Linked DNA regions of Mus musculus: regions 2 and 3 are each linked to region 1. A link is a loop called in an ENCODE intact Hi-C map of the cell type or tissue named here. Cell type or tissue: heart. All regions are shown on one strand. Region 1 holds the start of Ufm1 (ubiquitin-fold modifier 1). Region 2 overlaps Trpc4 (transient receptor potential cation channel, subfamily C, member 4). Region 3 has its middle 5.6 kb from the start of Supt20.

Region 1 (2,500 bases):
CGACTTTCCATCCAAGACTTATGGTGTCCTTTTCAGCGTTGTGTCACATAGTTCCATACTTGAGCAGATACAAATTTTATTTAAAATATATGTGTATTCTTAGAAACAAACCAAAATTTGTATTCTAACTTTGTGTTATTTCAATAGATGGCACGGGTAGACAGGTAATTTTGTCTTCAGAGACAAGACTTTAGTCATACACATTAACTATGTAGTTTTAGCTGTTAGAAGATACAGGCCTTGATATCCATATCTACAAGTCAGTATATGTCTCTTGGATTCACTACATGGCATACAGCAGGAGAATATTGGAGTGCTACTTACAGTCAGCACCAGAATTCTCACCTTTGGGAGAAAACATTATAGACCATTATAGAAAACATTACAGGAAAGATGAGATGTAGTTCCAATGTTCTTAAGGGAGCTTCTAATCTATCAGGATTTCTCATGAAGAATCCACCTGTCATTCTAAAGTTTGACTGGGTCTCCTCTTGGTTCAGTGCCTATTTCTGGCTTCATCAACTTACTGCAGTATATATTTTTTAAAGGTATAGTTATTGTGAGATGGAATGCTTATCTTGGCGTTTACATTGTGATAAAGATGAAAGACAGCTTTCCCCTCTCACGATAGAAATCCAACCGACTGACAGATGCTAAAGGACTTATGCCTGATTGCTTGGGATCACAGCCTTTGGTTATGTCTGGTGTACACAGTGAGCTCAGCCTTTAGTTTAGTGCCTGCTGTACACAAGGTTCATTGGTCAGCTGAACAAATGTACCTGATTGGCAACCTTGCATTAGAGTTAAAGTCTATTTGGACACATCAAGAACAACGGGATATAGTAATGATTTTTTTTTCCCTCCAAAACCTGCTAGTGCTAGGATACAATTTTTTCTTCTGGGCCCTAACAGGAATCTCAGCATAATTCTATCGTGATAACTTTCTTTTGAAATTATTAAAAAGTCTGTAGTGAAGTGTGAAGTATGTGAAGAAAACTATAAGGTTAATACGGATGGAAATCGTATTATCAGAAATGCTAGAAAGATCAAAGAACGTTGTTAGTTAAAGCAACTGAGTCCAGCTTCTCTAGTATCTATCTGTGCCGGCTGCTAGGTTGCTTAGCAACTCCGCAACGCTTCCTCATCCGCCCGGACCTTGAGTCCCGGCCCCAGTTCCGCCGCCACGTCCGGCTTCGACTCAGTCCCTACTTCCGCCGTAACCAGCCAGTGGGGACCTAGCGGCCGCTCTGTTTGACATCCCTTATATTGCCTGACTAAAAATGTGTCAGTGAACTACCAAAAGTAGAAACATATCCTCTCTCTACCATTTACACTTCAACTTGATACAGACACACTCAGAATGAAATGTCTAACTGTGGGCTATCGGCCTTCTGTAGCCTGTGAGCTCCGACACAATTTTCAGGCGCTGTGTGGATAGCCGCGCTGGAGGGCGACGTGGGCCGCGAAGGCCCCCGCTGCCGGCCATCAAGGAAGCGCGGCGGGCGGCTGGGCGCGGTGTGTGTCAGGCGGTTCCACCATGTAAGTATCCGTCCCTGTGTCCCGGCCTTAACCCCGTGGCCGGTCCCGACCGTAACGCCTTCTCGTTCTCTCCGGCAGGTCGAAGGTGTCCTTTAAAATCACGTTGACGTCGGACCCGCGGCTGCCGTACAAAGTGTGAGTGACAGGCAGGGCTGGAGCTGGCCGGGCCTGGCGGGACAGAGGGGGACAGGAGGAAGGGTGCGGCATTTCTGCTGAAAGCCAGTGGCCCCTCGCAACGCTCTGGGTGGGCAGGTGCAACGGGAAGAAGGTTGGACGAGGATGGAACCCGTTTACTTGATTTAAAGGTCTTTACCTGGACCAGCTGTTACCGGAAGTTAGGGAGGACTTCCCAAGTCTGGACTTTTGACAGGTCCGACCCGAACACTCTTAACTTCAGTTTTTTTGCTTTGTTGTGTATAAACACAACGACTGGGTGCCTAGGTGCTGAACTCCCAGTCACACACACTTGGATCTTTATAAAAAGTGCTTAGCGGGATTGGGAAATGGGGGTGTAGGACCTTGTGTCCTTGTTGGGCCCTTCCTTGTGCTTCAGCAGTTCAGTTGATGGCTAACACAGGTTACCCAGCTCCATCTTAGTATGATTTTTAAGTTGACCCCTTTTGAGTTCCTGCAGCTGGAAGACCTATGCTAACCTGCGACAGACCAGGGTTTCCATAGATTTCATTCATGACGGGTTTGGTGGCACCAAGGCCCAGCTAACTGAGCTGAGAGCAGCTGTCATCGTTTTCTGAAGTTTCCCACCCGTGATCCATTCAGCCTCGTGGCCTGTGGTTCCCTTATCTTTCCATGTCTAAAATGGTCTACGTATCCCTCGTCTCTCCCGTAAGGGCTCATTCTAAACGGTTGTCTTCAGATGGCTGTATTCTCTTCCTCTGGATGATGTACCGCAGTGTGCCTTCAACAATAAAAGTTAAAAGTTTTCTGTCACTTTTGCCTCCCT
Region 2 (2,500 bases), 450 kb before region 1:
TCAAAGTTATCGCTTTTGCAGATAAGACTGTTCTTGTTGTCTTTTATCACCAAAGTGGGGGCAATGAGCCATAGTCACAGAGAGGTTTCACACACAAAGAGTCAATGAACTAAAGTGAAAAGGCACAAGTCTTTAACGTATAGAACTCTTAAAGCAGAATAAATTAACAGTGCTAGAAATGGGGTCCTGGTTAGGCTGCAGGGCTGTGAGAGAATGAACTGACCGTACTGGATACACACCCGGCATCCCTAGAAATACTGAAGGCAGAGACAGGAAATAACCAGGGGAGGAAATAGCAAATGGAATTAGTATTTTCCCATAAATATCAGCACAGAAAAATATAGAAAATCAGTCACTGTAAATAGCAATACATAATCTGCAATCTTGGGGGACGGTGAACTTGCAGCAGTTTCAGTCATACATCCACTGAAGGAACTTTCTGTTTTAATTAGATAAGATTTAATAAAATCAGCCAGAGTACTAGTTAAACTTATGATTTTCAAGGTATCGAATGTGGCTTTCAGCTACCTTTCACCTTGTGGCTTTGGAGACAGCACCCAGGGAAGCCGGAGTGTGACTGACTCCTCCCACTGCGTCACACCCGCCAAGCTCCCAACTCTGCTATCTCTTGGAAGACTGGGATGTTTTAGGTGGGTCTGCACACTATATCAGCTTCTTTGTACAGAATGGAGAGAAGATGGCTGATGGTGAACAAAGTCCATTAAAAACTGAGTTAAACAACAAATGAGATTAAAATTTTACATTTTCACCTTTCATAAGTATTCTAAAAGCATTAATAGAAACCCATCTATGGTGACCCCACATAATGCACTTTTAATAAGCAGCGGCATTGATTCTTAAGAAAGAACACTGAAAAAAGTCAACCCAAGTAAAACATTTCTGTTATAAAGGGATTAATTTGGTGTATTTTGAGAAGCTAAGGGAATAATAGTTCTTAGTTTCTAATGAGGCTTTTGAGCTTATTCCCTAGTAAATATTTAACCATAGGCTGATAAGATAGAATTTTAGAAAGAGCAGTGCATAAATATAAAATGATATTTTAAAAATATATATTAAAAGTCAAAATTCTATTCTACTGAGCCTAAGCAGTGTCTGTGTTTCAAGAAAAGCAGTGATTTACAGGAAGAAAGGAAGGCAATGCTTTGATTCCTAAAGCCACTAATTACCAAAAGACAGCGTTCACTACATGCGAACTGAGTTCTCTCTATGATTAAGGTATTTGCCAACAAGAAAACTAGAAAATTAGACCATCTGGAAGAGTGTAGCATGGAAGTTTTATGGCTGGGCCACCAGATGGGGGTGGTGTCTACCTCCTGATGAAACAAAACCCAAGATAAATTCCAAGAGAAAAAGCATTTCTAGAAAAAGACAGTGGCCTTCCAGACCCTGTGACATTGCTTAAAATAAAGAGAAGCACAAAATGAGTCATATGTATGTATGTATGTATGTATGTATGTATCTTTAACATTTACTAAAAAGTATTCAACATCAACAAATGACTTCCAAGATACTTTAAGTATATAGACCCTTTATTTAATATAGAACCAATTCAGTTGGTCTACCTTCGCTGGTTTTAGAATCTTTTTAAATTCAGTAAGATAATGTCAAAAAAAGCCTGAGGTCATAGTTGAGCTTTATTGAGCATTAAACTAAGATTAGGGTTGATAGACTCAGAGTTATGAGTGATAAACAAAGATATCATGGTGCATTTAAACATTAAAATGTACAGAGTTTTTTTTTTCAAGTTCTAGAACCGTCCCTAAAATCCATAGTCAACATTTTTAATTCAAATATGCAAGAGAATAAAGTACGTAGTTTAAAGTGAAACATAATATATTGGCTTGGGGAAAATTTTAACAAGTATAAAAAGCTTGTCAGAGAAAAGGAAAGGCATAGGAAAAGCTCACTTAGCTAACTGAGGGGTTATATTCCGTGGGTGAGGTTTAAGGTTTACTTTGTGTAAACTAATTATCATCTCCATCTCCTTGGGAATTACACAATACCCTTTAGCCTCGGGATATTATATCAGCTGTTTAATGTCAGCATAATTGCTAGAGGTGAGATAACCACTTTCTTAAAGAAAGGGTGAATCTGAACCAACACACTCACCTAGTGATGTGCATGAAGGGTGCACTCCTCAGCCCATCTATACCCTTTCCTAGTGACTCAGCACAGACCCGTGTTTTAGCCTCTAGTTTTATGAATCTGTTCCTATTGTCTGCATTTGAAGTGGGCAGTGGTATTACAATATTAAGAACATGGAGTTAAGATTAGATGTGGATAAAACTGATTATATCCCAGAGGGACATTAAAGTTGTGCAGTGAAAATAAACTCTTTGGGTAATTTAGGACATTAAATAAGAGATATGATTCATAGCATCTGTCACTGGCATTATTCATCTTTCTTCACTTATTAATTAGTGATTGACACGAATTAAAAATACCCCTGAATCCTCAAACTTCATCAATTGACCAATCT
Region 3 (2,500 bases), 830 kb before region 1:
TCCCCCTCTCGTAGGCAGGGTCCTGCCAGCCAAGGCCTATGGACTGTCACCAGGGCCTGAGATAGTCCAGAAACTGGCACGTGGCTTCCAGTCCGTAAGTATGTGGTCAGATGTTCTAGACACTGAGATGTAAAGCACTTGGTTTGCCCTCCTAGAATGTGCCTTGCTAAGGTTGAGCTTGAGGTAGTCTGAACTCCCTGTAATTCTACTGCCTGATGCTCTCTATTTGACTTGTTTTGTCTCCCCACTTAAAGAGGTCTGCAGTTAATAAGCGTAACGGCCTGGGTCATCAGCCCTTGCATCCCTCCTGAGCCCAGCTTTTGACTCTTTCCTTTTTTTGTTATCTCTTCATTCTCTTTCATCCCTGGTCTCCCTTGGGACCCTGTCCAGAACCTTGATGAAGCTGGTTCAGGCCTTGTGTGGATACCGGGTGAGCTGACCACAAAGGTGGTAATTAACAGGGAGGATACAAGATTACCTGGGTACTAGAAATTTAGTTAAATATTTGAATATTAAATATTTTTGCTCAGCCCCTGGTGTTCACAAGATAAACTCATCTTTGATATTGTTATGGCATATCCACCAGAGAAGACTCAAGACACAGGTTTAAGCCAACAGAAAGTCTTTATGAGCAGGACAAGCCACTATCCTGGGTGTTTGGGATCCCAGTGTAGCCCCAACCTTTCTCAGGGCAGATTTTTAAGCACAAAAACCATATTCTGGGTTGACACACTTGTTAACATGAACAGTTAGCTAGAAGCAGAAGCCAAAAAGCAAGGTAAGTACATTTAGAAACTTTTCCAGAACTATGGACTGTGGTTGATTAGGTCTTTGTTCAGGTTTTTAGCCATGTGAGCATTACATAATGGAGTCAGTTATGCTAAGATCAGGATTTCTTGTTTGTTTGTTTGTTTTTCGAGACAGGGTTTCTCTGTATAGCCCTGGCTGTCCTGGAACTCACTCTGTAGACCAGGCTGGCCTTGAACTTAGAAATCCTCTTGCCTCTGCCTCCCAAGTGCTAGGATTAAAGGTGTGCGCCACCACTGACCGGCCTAAGGTCTGGGTTTCTAATAAGGTCTGGGAACCTGTTACTTAAGGCCCTGTGTGGTTTGGTCCGTCTGTGCCCCTATTTTCACACACTGACCTTCTACTTACTAACCCTTATTTTGTCAATGATGTTTTTACTGTTACTTTCCAGAAGGATCTCCCAGGCTTGCTACAGAGCTGTAGATGCCTTTGAACTCTTGATCCTCCTGCCTCCAACTCCCAAGCTGCTGTCATTTCAGGAATTTGCCATTACACCTGGCCTCAAAGTTGATTTTTTAAAAATAAAAGTTCAATTAGTTTCACATTTATTTTATTTTACTGATTGTTTCTCATTAGGAAAGTTGCAGTGTCATTTTCTCATCGTGACATTAAAATTATTTAGTAGACTGGTTATTCTATGTAGCCACTAGAGGTCAGGACTTCACTTAAAAATAAGTATTGCACTGGTTGTGATAACAGATTTAACTTTTGGCTTGTGAAGGAAGGGTTGACACAATATTGTTTTCTGATAGTTCCCTGTATTTGTCAGGGTCCTTCTCTAGAGTAACAGAATTTATAGAATAAACCTCGATAGATAGATAGATTGATGATAGATAGGTAGGTAGGTAGGTAGGTAGGTAGATAGATAGATAGATAGATAGAAAATGGATGGATGGATGGATGGATGGATGGATGCATGGATGGATGGATGCATGGATGGATGCATGGATGGATGGATGCATGGATGGATGGATGGATGCATGGATGCATGGATACATGGATGGATGGGTGGGTGGGCTGTGAAGTTCTGCTCTTCCTGTTTCAGCCTCCCAGTTATTTTGACTGTAGGCCTGTACCACACTGGCCTTGAACTTCTGATCATCTTTCCCCAACCTCCAGAATATCTGGGGCTGCAGATGTGTGTCCTGTCTTAGTTGGCTCCAGAAGCACTTTTATAAATTGTGGGGTTTGGTCAGGGCCTAGTGGCATACACTTATAATCCCAGCACTTAGGAGTTGGAGGTAGGAGGATCAGGAGTTCAAGGTAGTCTTGGCTATGCAGCAAGTTTTAGGCCAGTCTGTACAACATGAGAGATCCTATCTCAAAGCTCAAAGAAAAAAAATCTTATATGATATTTTGTTGTTTGATTTCCAGTACTGAAAAATTGATTGAACCCAGGACCTACTTCATATAAGCAGATCTATCACTGAGCTATATCCATGCCCTTTTTAAAAGTAATTTTTGTGACAGGGTCTCTTTGTAGTTCAGGCTAGCCCAGACTTAATGAGTCTGCAGTTTCAGCCTCCTAAGTACTGGAATTAAACAGCACTACCTCCTTTGGTATAATTAATCACTGACAAATGATCTAACATCACAATTTGTTAGGTAAATACTTTGTTTAAACATAAAAAAAAACAGCTACTGGGATAGTTAATGAATTATCAGTGATTTCCAATGTCTTTTGCTAGTTTCT

The links. A loop is a pair of places that touch in the nucleus more often than their neighbours do. Peaks named below come from ENCODE experiments on the same cell type or tissue, not always from the same donor. Only the 100,000 strongest peaks of a DNase experiment are listed, where the experiment ranks them.
Region 2: it touches region 1 in a loop (5-fold over the local background); 4 of 42 quality-filtered maps call a loop at or near these places.
Region 3: a loop joins it to region 1, with 4 times the contacts of the local background. A loop is called at or near these places in 11 of 42 quality-filtered maps.

Annotation. Positions count from the first base shown.
Region 1 is chr3:53,862,788-53,865,287 of GRCm38, reverse strand. Ufm1 (ubiquitin-fold modifier 1) reads left to right here and starts at 1,481. Exons shown (of 6, transcript NM_026435.5): 1 at 1,481-1,539; 2 at 1,618-1,674. The coding sequence starts at 1,538. In heart, no CTCF peak of the experiment used is centred here; DNase peaks (open chromatin) are centred at 1,187 and 1,487; H3K4me3 peaks cover 1,708 bases; H3K27ac peaks cover 1,500 bases.
Region 2 is chr3:54,313,065-54,315,564 of GRCm38, reverse strand. The region is part of intron 8 of Trpc4 (transient receptor potential cation channel, subfamily C, member 4); the gene reads right to left. Among named protein-coding and RNA genes, the nearest start is that of Gm31095, 47 kb to the left of the region's middle. In heart, a CTCF peak has its summit at 1,305 (motif pointing right); no DNase peak of the experiment used is centred here.
Region 3 is chr3:54,688,247-54,690,746 of GRCm38, reverse strand. No RefSeq gene overlaps it. Among named protein-coding and RNA genes, the nearest start is that of Supt20, 5.6 kb to the left of the region's middle. In heart, a CTCF peak has its summit at 1,443 (motif pointing right); no DNase peak of the experiment used is centred here.